2 separate regions of the Homo sapiens genome follow, and region 1 is linked to region 2. A link is an interaction called in ENCODE POLR2A ChIA-PET data of the cell type or tissue named here. Cell type or tissue: PC-9. All regions are shown on one strand. Each heading gives the region's core, and the rest is flanking DNA. Links, peaks and the distances in the headings are about the cores only. Region 1 overlaps XPO5 (exportin 5). Region 2 overlaps SCIRT (stem cell inhibitory RNA transcript).

Region 1 (5,370 bases), core at 86-5,085, 510 kb before region 2:
TGAAACCCTGTCTCTACTAAAAATATAAAAATTAGCCGGGTGTGGTGGTGCATGCCTATAATCCCAGCTACTTGAGAGGTCAAGGCATAAGAATCGCTTGAACCCAGGAGGCGGAAATTGCAGTGAGCCGAGATTGTGCCACTGCACTCCAGCCTGCGCAACACAGTGAGACTCCAACTCGACAAAAAAAAAAAGTCATTCACTAACCTCATGCTGTAAATATGGTCTAGAAGTTTTACTTTGGCCAGATGCGGTGGCTTATGCCTGTAATCCCAGCACTTTAGGAAGCCGAGGTGGGTGGATCACGAGGTCAGGAGTTCAAGACCAGTCTCTGGCCAACATGGTGAAACCCTGTCTCTACTAAGAATACAGAAATTAGCCAGGCATGGTGGCACACGCCTGTAAATCCCAGCTACTCAGGAGGCTGAGGTAGGAGAATCGCTTGAACCCGGGAGGCAGAGGTTGCAGTGAGCCAAGGTCGCGCCACTGCACTCCAGCCTGGACGACAGAGTGAGACTCTATCTAAAAAAAAAAAAAAAAAAAAAAAAAAAAAAAAGCAGCTTTACTTTTTGGGTTTTAAAACACCTGAAAATTTTTTCTGTGTGTGGTGGCTGGTAGGAATCTAATTGTTTTTTCTAACACGGTGAAACAGACAATATGGTGTCTGTCCTCGACAACTCAACTCTGCATAGAAAGCCAACTGTCCCAGCATTGAATAATTGATTTTTGTTTTGTTTTTTGTTTTTTAAAGAGACAGGGTCTCACTCTACTGCCCAGGCTGGATTGCAGTGGTGTGTTCATAGCTCACTGCAGCCTCAAACTCCTGGGCTCAAGTGGCCCTTCCACCTCAGGCTCCCGAGTAGCTGGGACTATAAGTGTGCACCACCACACGTGAATAATTAAAACTTTTTTTTTTTTTTTTGTAGAGAAAGTGTCTGTGTTGCCCAGGCTGGTCTCAAACTCCTGGCCCCAAGAGATCCTCCTGCCCTGGCCTCCCAAAGTGCTGAAATTATAGGCATGAGCCACTATTCCCAGCCATCTTTTTCTAACTTTCATTACTTCTGTCATAGATCAACCTGTAATACATACCTGGGAGTCTTTTAAAGGCTAAACCTTTACTATTGTGTTGAACCCATCATCATCTACAAAGGATTATCTGCTAAAAAACTGAACTGGTATGAGGTCAGTTTTCTAGACCAGAGGTCACATTCATACATGTTTTAAGCTTGGCCGGCAATATGGTGTCTGTCCTCGACAACTCAACTCTGCATTGAAGCGCAATAGCAGCCATAAACAGTAGGTAAATGAATGGCCAAGGTATGTTCCAACGGAAGTTTACTTACAAACATGTGGAGACTTACATTTGGTCCTCAGGCTGCAGAGTGCCATATGTCCTCTAGACATATTCACGTGTAACAAAATAACAAAAATAAAGGAAAGTAGACAAGATCAAACAATACTCCAGAGATGCAATCATCAAAATTTCACCAGGGGAAACTCTGGAAATACAAGTCCACATTTTTCAACAAATAAATTGAAAAGAAAAAGAGGGCCAGGCATGGTAGCTCACGGCTGTAATCCCAGCACTTTGGGAGGCTGAGGCAGGTGGATCAGTTGAGCTCAGGAGTTTGAGACCAGCCTGGGTAACATGGCAAAACCCTGTATCTACTAAAAATACAAAAAATTAGCCAGGCGTGGTGGCGCACACCTGTAATCCCAGCTACTCGAGAGGCTGAGGCAGTCGAGAGGCTGAGGCAGGAGAATTGCTTGATCCCGGGAGGCGGAGGGTGCAGTGAGCTGAGATAGCACCAGTGCACTCCAGCATGGGTGACAGAACAAGATGGTCTCAAAAAAAAAAAAAAAAAAAAGGCAAGGAACTTATAAATTTAGAGCCTAAGAGACATCTTTTTTTTTTTTTTTTTTTTTTTTTTTTGAAACAGAGATTTGCTCTGTCGCTCAGGCTGGAGTACAATGGCGTGATCTCAGCTCAATGCAACCTCCGCCTGCTGGGTTCAAGTGATTCTCGTGCCTCAGCCTCCCAAGTAGCTGAGACTACAGGTGCGCACCACCACACCTGGTTACTTTTTTAAATTTTTAGTAGAGATGGGGTTTTGTCATGTTGGCCAGGTTGGTCTCAAACTCTTAGCCTCAAGGATCCGCCTGCCTCGGCCTCCCAAACTGCTGAGATCACAAGCGTGAGGCACCACGCTAAGCCTAATTTAGTGACTAAGAGATATCTTAAATATATATAAACCTTGTGTGGATAAACAGAAAAAAGGAAAACATTCGGTGATATTTGAATACTGATTGTATACTGGATATTGAATTACTGGTAGTATTTTGAGATATAACAATGGAAATGTGGTTATATTAAAAGACTTATTACTAGCTCCATATTGCTTTTGATTTGGGATTTTCGTCTCTATGTTTACAAGTGATTTAGGCCTATAATTTTCCTCTTTGGTACTGTTAATGTCTGGTTTTGGTATCAAAATAAATAAGCCTCATAAAATGAGTTATGGAGCACTACATTTTTCTTTTTTTTTTTCCCACGCTTAATTCACTTTATTTTTCTTGTATAAAAACCCTATGTTGTAGCCACAGCTGGAGCCTGGGTCTGCTGCACAGAGACTCTGGTGTGGGTCTTGACGAGGTGGTCAGTGAATTCCTGATAGGGAGACTTGGTAAATACAGTCTCCTTCCAGAGGTCGGGGGTCAGGTAGCTGTAGGTCTTAGAAATGGCATCAAAGGTGGCCTTGGCGAAGTTGCCCAGGGTGGCAGTGCAGCCCTGGGCTGAGGTGTAGCAGTCATCGATACCAGCCATCATGAGCAGCTTCTTGGGCACAGGTGCGGAGACAATGCCAGTGCCCCTGGGTGCAGGGATGAGGCGCACCAGCACAGAGCCACGGCGGCCTGTCACCTTGCAGGGGACGGTGTGGGGCTTGCCGATCTTGTTCCCCTAGTAGCCTCTGTGCACGGGGACAATGGAGAGCTTGGCCAGGATGATGGCCCCACGGGTGGCGGTGGCCACCTCCTTGGAGCACTTAACACCCAGACCGACGTGGCCACTGTAGTCCCCGATAGCAACAAACGCCTTGAACCTGGTGCGCTGGCCAGCACGGGTCTGCTTCTGCACTGGCATAATCTTCAAAACCTCATCCTTGAGAGAGGCCCCCAGGAAAAAGTCAATGATCTCTGATTCCTTAATGGGCAGGGAGAAGAGATAGATCTCCTCCAGGGACTTGATCTTCATGTCCTTGACCAAGCGGCCCAGCTTGGTGACGGGCATCCACTCCTTATCTTTGGCCTTGCCTCCGCGAGCTCCGCGGCCTCAGCCCCGGCCCGGTCCACGGCTGCGACCCCGGCCCCGGATGCCACTGGCGAAACCTCTGCGGAAGCCACCGCGGTTCCCCATCCCAGGGCCACCAGGGCCTCCAGGCCCCCCCACTGCACCGGCGTCATCCGCCATTTGGTGTTTTCTCGGAGAAGAAGCTACATTTTTCTATTCTTGGGAATAGTTTGTCTAAGAGATAAATTATCTGTTCCTTGAAGGTCTGGGAGAACTCCCATGTAAAATCATTTAGGCCTGGAGTTTTTTGGTCTAATTTAACTACTACCAATATAATTAATATGAAGTTATATCTCTTTAGGTTTTCTATCTTGTTGAGTTAGAATAAGTTACATTTTCCCTGGAAATTATCCATTTTTAAATATTTTATTTTTAAAAATAGAAGACGGGGCTGGGCACAGTGGCTCACGCCTATAATCCCAATACTTTGGGAGGCCAAGATGGGCGGATCACCTGAGATCAGGAGTTTGAGAACCAGCCTGGCCAACATGATGAAACCCTGTCTCTACTGAAGATACAAAATTAGCTGGGCATGGTGGCGCACGCCTGTAACCCCAGTACTTTGAGAGGCCAAGGAGGGGGGATCACCTGAGGTCAGGAGTTCAAGACCAGGCTGGCAAACATGGTGAAACCCTGTCTCTACTGAAGATACAAAATTAGCCAGGCCGGGCGGATCACGAGGTCAGGAGATCAAGATCATCCTGGCTAATACGGTGAAACCCTGTCTCTACTAAAATTACAAAAAATTAGCCAGGCGAGGTGGCGGGCACCTGTAGTCCCAGCTACTTGGGAGGCTGAAGCAGGAGAATGCCGTGAACCTGGGAGGCAGAGCTTGCAGTGAGCCGAGATGGCGCCACTGCACTCCAGCCTGGACGACAGAGCAAGACTCCGTCTCAAAATAAATAAATAAATAAACAAAATTAGCCAGGCATGGTGGCACACACCTGTAATCCCAGCTACTCAGGAGGCTGAGACAGGAGAAGCGCTTGAACCTGGGAGGTAGAGGTTGAAGTGAGCCGAGATCATGCCTTTGCATGCCAGCCTGGGCAACAAGAGTGACACTCCGTTTCAAAAAAAATAAATTAAAAAATCGATATGGGGTCTTGCTACGTTGCCCAGGCTGGTCTCCAGCAATGTTCCTGCTGTGGCCTCCCAAAGTGCTGAGATTACAGGCATGAGCCAACATGCCCAGCCCCATTTTTCTTAAGCTTTTGAATTTACTGATGTTATCACTAGTATTTTCAAAGAACCAGCTTTATTTTTATTAAGATTTTAAAAAATTGAGGCATAATTCACATAACATAAAACTAACCACTTTAGGAGTACTATTCAGCCATAAAAAAAAAAAGAGATCTTGTCATTTGCAACAATATGGATAGCACTGGAGGTCATTATGCTAAATGAAATAAGCCAGGCACAGAAAGACACATCACATGTTCTCACTCTTTGTGGAATCTAAAAATTTAAACAATTCGACTCATGGACATACAGAGTGTAAGGATGGTTAGCAGAGGGGCTGGGGAGGGTAGTGGTGGGTTAGGGGTAAGGTAGGGATTGTTAATGGGTACAAAAAACCCACAAAGAATGAATAAGATCTAGTATTTCCTAGCACAATAGGGTGACTATAGTCAATAATAATTTTGATTGTACATTTAAAAAGCATAACTGCAGTTGACTATAACTGGATTGTTTGTAACACAAAGGATAAATGCTTGAGGGGATGGATACCCCATTTTAATTGATGTGATTATTATTATGCATTGCATGCCTGTGTCAAAACATCTTATGTACCCCATAAATATATGTATGTACTGTGTACCCACAAAACTTTAAAAAACTAACAAAAAACATCCCCACCAAAACCTAACCATTTTAAAGTTCACAATTCAGTGGTATTTAATACTTTCAAAGGGTTGCATAAGTAACCTCTACCTGGTTCCAAAACGTTTCCATGGCCCCCAAAATAACTGCCAGGCCCATTAAGCAGTAGCAGTTGATCTACACTTTCTTCTCCTCTCCAA
Region 2 (5,370 bases), core at 262-5,261:
TAGGGAGGGCAAGGGACTGAAAGAAAAGGAGAGCAAGAAGGAGGGAGGGGAAGACCGAACCAGAAAAAGATGTCGGGGGTGGGGGTTGGGGTGGGGTGGGATCTGTGGAGAGAGAGTGGAAGAGAGAAAGAGATGGGGAGAGAGACAGGGAAAAGAGAAATAAGAGTCATGGTAAGAAAGAGACAGGAACAGAGAGCCTCGGCTTCTCCTGGCTTCTCTAGACCTCTCCAGTGGGATTTAAGACCTCAAGCAATCCTGGAGATCAAGATGGAGGCTTGGCCTGCAGTTTGAGGATCAAACTGTCTCCTGGAAACTACCCCCATGCCCTGGACCCAGCCTCTGTGGCCCAGGACAGTAGTGGGGACAGGTTAAGGCTAGGGAGTGCCTTTGCCAGGCACTGGGAAAAGACACTGCAGGCCCCAAATTGTGGTTAATCTCCAAGGACACGCAAGAATGCAGCAGGAGAGACTAGGATTAGACAACAGGGAGAACTCGATGACAGCTAGAGCTCCGGGATTCATTCCCTGCAAGGGCAGGGAGGTTGAGGGGGCAGAGGAGGAAGGAATCTGCAAGGAGGTTGCTGACGTCCTCCTGGAAGGCTAGAAATGAAGCACAGGCAGCCGAGTCTTCTCCCACCTCCCTCCACCCCCAGCGATGAGTCAGGGATTCCGCAGAATGCTGAATTCCTGTCTTCCTTTGGGCAATGATACTTGACACTCTCCTAGGTTTTCTCTCCTGCCACAGAAGTAAAATCTTCAACCATTCTCAAGGACTTCTTTCTCCTCAGCTCCCCAGACAGGCCCCTGCTTTCCTGTGAGTCACTGTATCTTCAAAGCCCCTTCCTGCCTCAGCCTACCCCAATAGCTCTCAGGCTCCTGGCTTTGCACGTGTTGTTCTGTCTGCCTGGAACACTCTTCCCAGAACTAGCTTCTTCTCATCCACCAGAAACCAGTTTAGATGGCACCTGCTGAAACAGATCAGCTCACAAAGGCCCGGCACAACCTGGCCCACAGAAGCATTCCTGAGTGCTGTAAATGAATGAACTGTGAATCAATGAATGCAGAAGATTCTGAGGGGCAGAAACCACATGCCCTACCCTCAGGGAGCCCACGATCTGATGGTGGAGACTCAGCCTCTGCCTTGGAACCCCTCAGTGAGCAGAGCTGTGGAACTCAAAGAAAGGAAAGCCTTGCCTGGGGCCTGCAACCAGGTTCCCTCTGAACTTCAAGGCAAGGAAGTCTTCTTCTATGGTCAGGGCCCAGCCCACACCTGCTACAAAGGCAGGGCCCAATGAACATTTCTGGGAGGGAGCAGAGGGGAGGGGAGGGGAGGGGAGGGGAGGGGAGGGGAGGGAAGGAAGACATCTCATGGACCTTTGGCTTTTCTTTGAGGGCTGCACTCTGGTCAAGAGGCTCCCTGGTGACCAGGGCCAACTGGCCCTTTCCATCAGAGCCAGGCACTGGAGAGCACAGTGTGGGTGCTTGCTCCATATTTGAGAGCAGAATAGAGCTGGAGGACTCTGGGCATCGAGAAGCCAGGCCCCAGCGACAAGGCTACCTCAGTTTCCAGACCCACAATGAGAGCAACCAGAGGAGGGAGGGGAGAGGAGGCAGGCTGCCACAGGGCCAGGAAGAGGCAGCTAAGGCAGTGTGGGACCCACCTGGGGTGAATGGATGGCTGAGCCTCCAGGGTGGCCTCAAGGGTTGCAGGGGAGACCAGACAGGGCTAAGGGTTGCAGTCCTGGTGGGATCTGAGCCTGGGGAAAAGGGAGAAGCTGGGGAGGAATCCTTCCACCAGCCCTTCAAGGCGAGCAAAGCCCCCTGCACTCCCCCAGCCCCAGCGAGAGCAGCTGGTTAGTGGATCAGGATCATTGCCTCAGGAAGGCAGGGGAGTTTCTGTGAATGAGTCTTTTCCATGCTCAAACCAAAACCTAAGTCCCTAGCCCAGCAGGCAAAGCTGCCACTTCCTCTCCAGAACAGCAAAGACCTAAGGCACTGGGAAGAGACCTGCCACTTGGGGCACCTCCCTTCAGGCCTCCCTGGGGGTGGCTGCTGTGGCACAAGTGGAGGAGAGACAAGTCAGGATGGGAGACTTTCTCCTGAGCTGGCCTCTGTGTTCTGCTGTGATATCCCTGCCCCAGGAGACAAAGTGCCACAGAGGGTAAATAGTAGGGGTGGAATTTAAACCCTGAGAAAGAGAGCAAAAAGTCACAGACTTCCTGGGTCTATGCAGGGATAAGAGCTAAGTGCCAGGGAATGAGTAAGTGCTGAAGCATGAAGCCAGGGGTTAGTGGGTCAGTGACCCACCCCATCCACCTATTCCTTAGCTGGCCATCATTAGGGAAATGATGTATTTATTTAACCAACACGTACATAGTGCAAGGTAAAACACAAATACCTAACAAATATTAATTCAGTGATTACCCAGAACAAACCTAGGAAGAGAGCACTATTGTCATCCCCAGTTGCAGATAGGGAAACTGAGGCCCAAGGAGGTTACCTGACTTGCCCCACATCACACAGCTGGAAAGTGGCTGAACCGGGATTCAAACCCAGACATGATGCTGCCCCAGTTGGGTCTTGCTGCTGCCATGATTTCAAGGCCTGGAAGGGGTCAGAGAAAGTCAAAAGTCAGGAGGCCAGCATCAGAGTAGGGCAAGGACCTCCCCCAGCAACAGCCAGAGCCTGAGAGAGAGCAGCTGATGTAATTGCACCCCTTGTTGCGGGGGTGGGGAGTTGGCCCAGGCCCAGGGAGTGGCCAATGGCAGGGCCCCTGCCTCCCTCAGCTTGCCAGGGAGAAAAGGAACCCCTCCAGGGTATTTCTATTATCTGGAGGAGAAAGTGAGGTGGGAAGAAAAGTTGGCTGGAAAGCAGACTGAACTTGCAACTTGGTTTAATAACCAAATCCCAGTTCTCCCTGTGAGCCAGGGCTCCCTCCCACTGTCCCCTCCAGAAAAATCCAGGCCAGGCCTGGGTCTGGGAACAAAGAAGCCTGTCCCCACAACCCCCCCTCCCCCAGCTCCCAGCTCCCTACTAGAGCCCCAGAAGTAGGGTCCATTTCTCCTGGAACCTGCCATGGCCCCTCCAGGCCTCCAGTCCCACTCTTCCCGAGCTCAAAGAGAAGAGGAGGATCCCAGAGATGGGTGACTGCATTTTCCACCCTGAATATGAGGCTGTGTGGGTTGGAAAAATAAACGGCACTGGTTGGGGAAGGGGGAGTGAACTGTTTGAATGAGGGCTGTCCTGAGAAATGCCGGTCATGTGGTCCTTGGTCCAAATGAAAGGTCAGAGCACCCACTGCGCAGTCAGAATGGCTGGGGAGCGGGAGGAAAGGGGAGGAGCAGAGTGGGCAGTCCTCATACACACTCACACACAAACATTCACATACATCTTCACACACACCCACGCTCACATACACACACACATATTCATATACACATTCACACACATCCATATGCGCCGTCACACACACACACATATTCATATACATCTTCACACACACCCACGCTCACATACACACACACACATTCATATACACATTCACACACATCCATATACAGCTTCACACACACCCACACACAAACATTCATATACATCTTCACACACACCCACGCTCACATACACACATATTCATAGACACATTCACACACATCCATATACACCTTCACACACACACACAAACATATACATCTTCACACACACCCACGCTCACACACACACACATACATTCATATACACACATTCATATACATCTTCACACACCCACGTTCACATACACATATTCATATACACATTCACACAATCCATATACACCCTCACACACACACACATTCATGTACATCCTCTCACACACACACACATATCCATATACACATTTACACACACCCACACTTATACACATTTACACACATCCATATACACCCTCACACACACCCATACACACATACACACTCACATTTATATACATCTTCACACACACATTCATATACACACTCACACACATTCATATACACATTGCCACACACCCACTCATAGACACACACACTCATATACATCTTCACACACCCACACTCATATACACCTACCTACATTCATATACACACACTCACATACACATTCACACACACATTCATATACATTTTACACACCCACACACTCACACACATTCATATACACATTCTCACACACCCACACAAAACACAAAAACATTCATATACATATTCATAGACACATTCACATACATCTCACACACCCCACACACACACACATTCAAATACAGTCTCATGCACACACATTTATATACATATTGTCATACACACACTCATACACACTCATATACGCTCATACATTTATATACACATTCTCACACCTCGACACACTCACATGCACTTATCTATACACTCATACATGGAGACACTCAGATACTTAGATACACACACACATACATGCAGACACACACTCCAACACTCCTACACACATTCACCCCCCTCACACACCCACACATGTATATACACTCACATCCTGAAGCACACTCAGACACATACTAACTCTCAGAAACACACTTATCCCTCAGAGGGGGTAGGACCAGCCTAGGAAAGAGTCCTTCTGGGAGAATGGCATGGCTGGTGACTGCCAAGGGGTAGGCAGAAGCCTAGGACTGGGCAGGGAGCCCAAGAGTAGGGGGTGGTGCTGTGGGCCACTGTGCAGAGGCCAGGACTGTGAATGAAGTGGGCACTGCTCCTGCCCCCTCCCAGGCCTGCCTCTGGCCAGGCCAGCCTCCATCCCGGCATTGTCTCAGGCATCTTGGGCAGGGTTCCCAGAGCTGGCTGAACCAGGGGCCTGGCCAAACAGCCCTCCCCTGCCCTCCCATTCCTCTCTTCTTGCAGGGAGGGGGTGGGAAACCTTCCCCATAACCCTGGCATTTCACCCCCAGCCCACACAGGTGGCTTTTGGAGAAGCTCAAGTGCCAGAATTTGACCCGAAAACTCCAGGTTCCACAACGCCCCCTGCTTCCTTCCCAGGCCAGGAAGCCTTGGAAGTCCAGCCCCCACCAACCTGTCCCCTCAACTATGACATTCATTTCTTTTTTTTTTTTTTTTTTTGAGATGGAGTCTCGCTCTGTCACCCAGGCTGGACTGCAATTGTGTGATCTGGGCTCACTGCAACCTCCGCCTCCCAGGTTCAAGCAATTCTCCCACCTCAGCCTCTTGAGTAGCTGGGATTACAGGTACCTGCCATCATGCCCGGCTAATTTTTGTATTTTTGTAGAGACGTGGTTTCACCATGTTGGCCAGGCTGGTCTTGAACGCCTGACCTCAGGTGATCCACCTGCCTCGGCCTCCCAAAGTGCTGGGATTACAGGTATGAGCCA

The links. ChIA-PET counts read pairs that join two places held together with the same protein. Peaks named below come from ENCODE experiments on the same cell type or tissue, not always from the same donor. Only the 100,000 strongest peaks of a DNase experiment are listed, where the experiment ranks them.
Region 1: POLR2A ChIA-PET joins it to region 2 with 10 read pairs; 2 of 35 experiments call an interaction of 5 or more read pairs at or near these places.

What each region holds. Positions count from the first base shown.
Region 1 is chr6:43,536,235-43,541,604 of GRCh38, forward strand. All of the region lies in intron 20 of XPO5 (exportin 5), which reads right to left. It also overlaps a transcript of POLR1C not described here and the pseudogene RPS2P29. Among named protein-coding and RNA genes, the nearest start is that of POLR1C, 22 kb to the left of the region's middle. In PC-9, for the core only: no CTCF peak of the experiment used is centred there; no DNase peak of the experiment used is centred there.
Region 2 is chr6:44,041,083-44,046,452 of GRCh38, forward strand. The region is part of intron 1 of SCIRT (stem cell inhibitory RNA transcript); the gene reads right to left. Among named protein-coding and RNA genes, the nearest start is that of SCIRT, 31 kb to the right of the region's middle. RefSeq lists enhancers at 957-1,705, 2,550-2,844. In PC-9, for the core only: CTCF peaks have their summits at 964 and 1,167; DNase peaks (open chromatin) are centred at 679, 2,199 and 2,699; H3K4me3 peaks cover 1,590 bases; H3K27ac peaks cover 4,054 bases.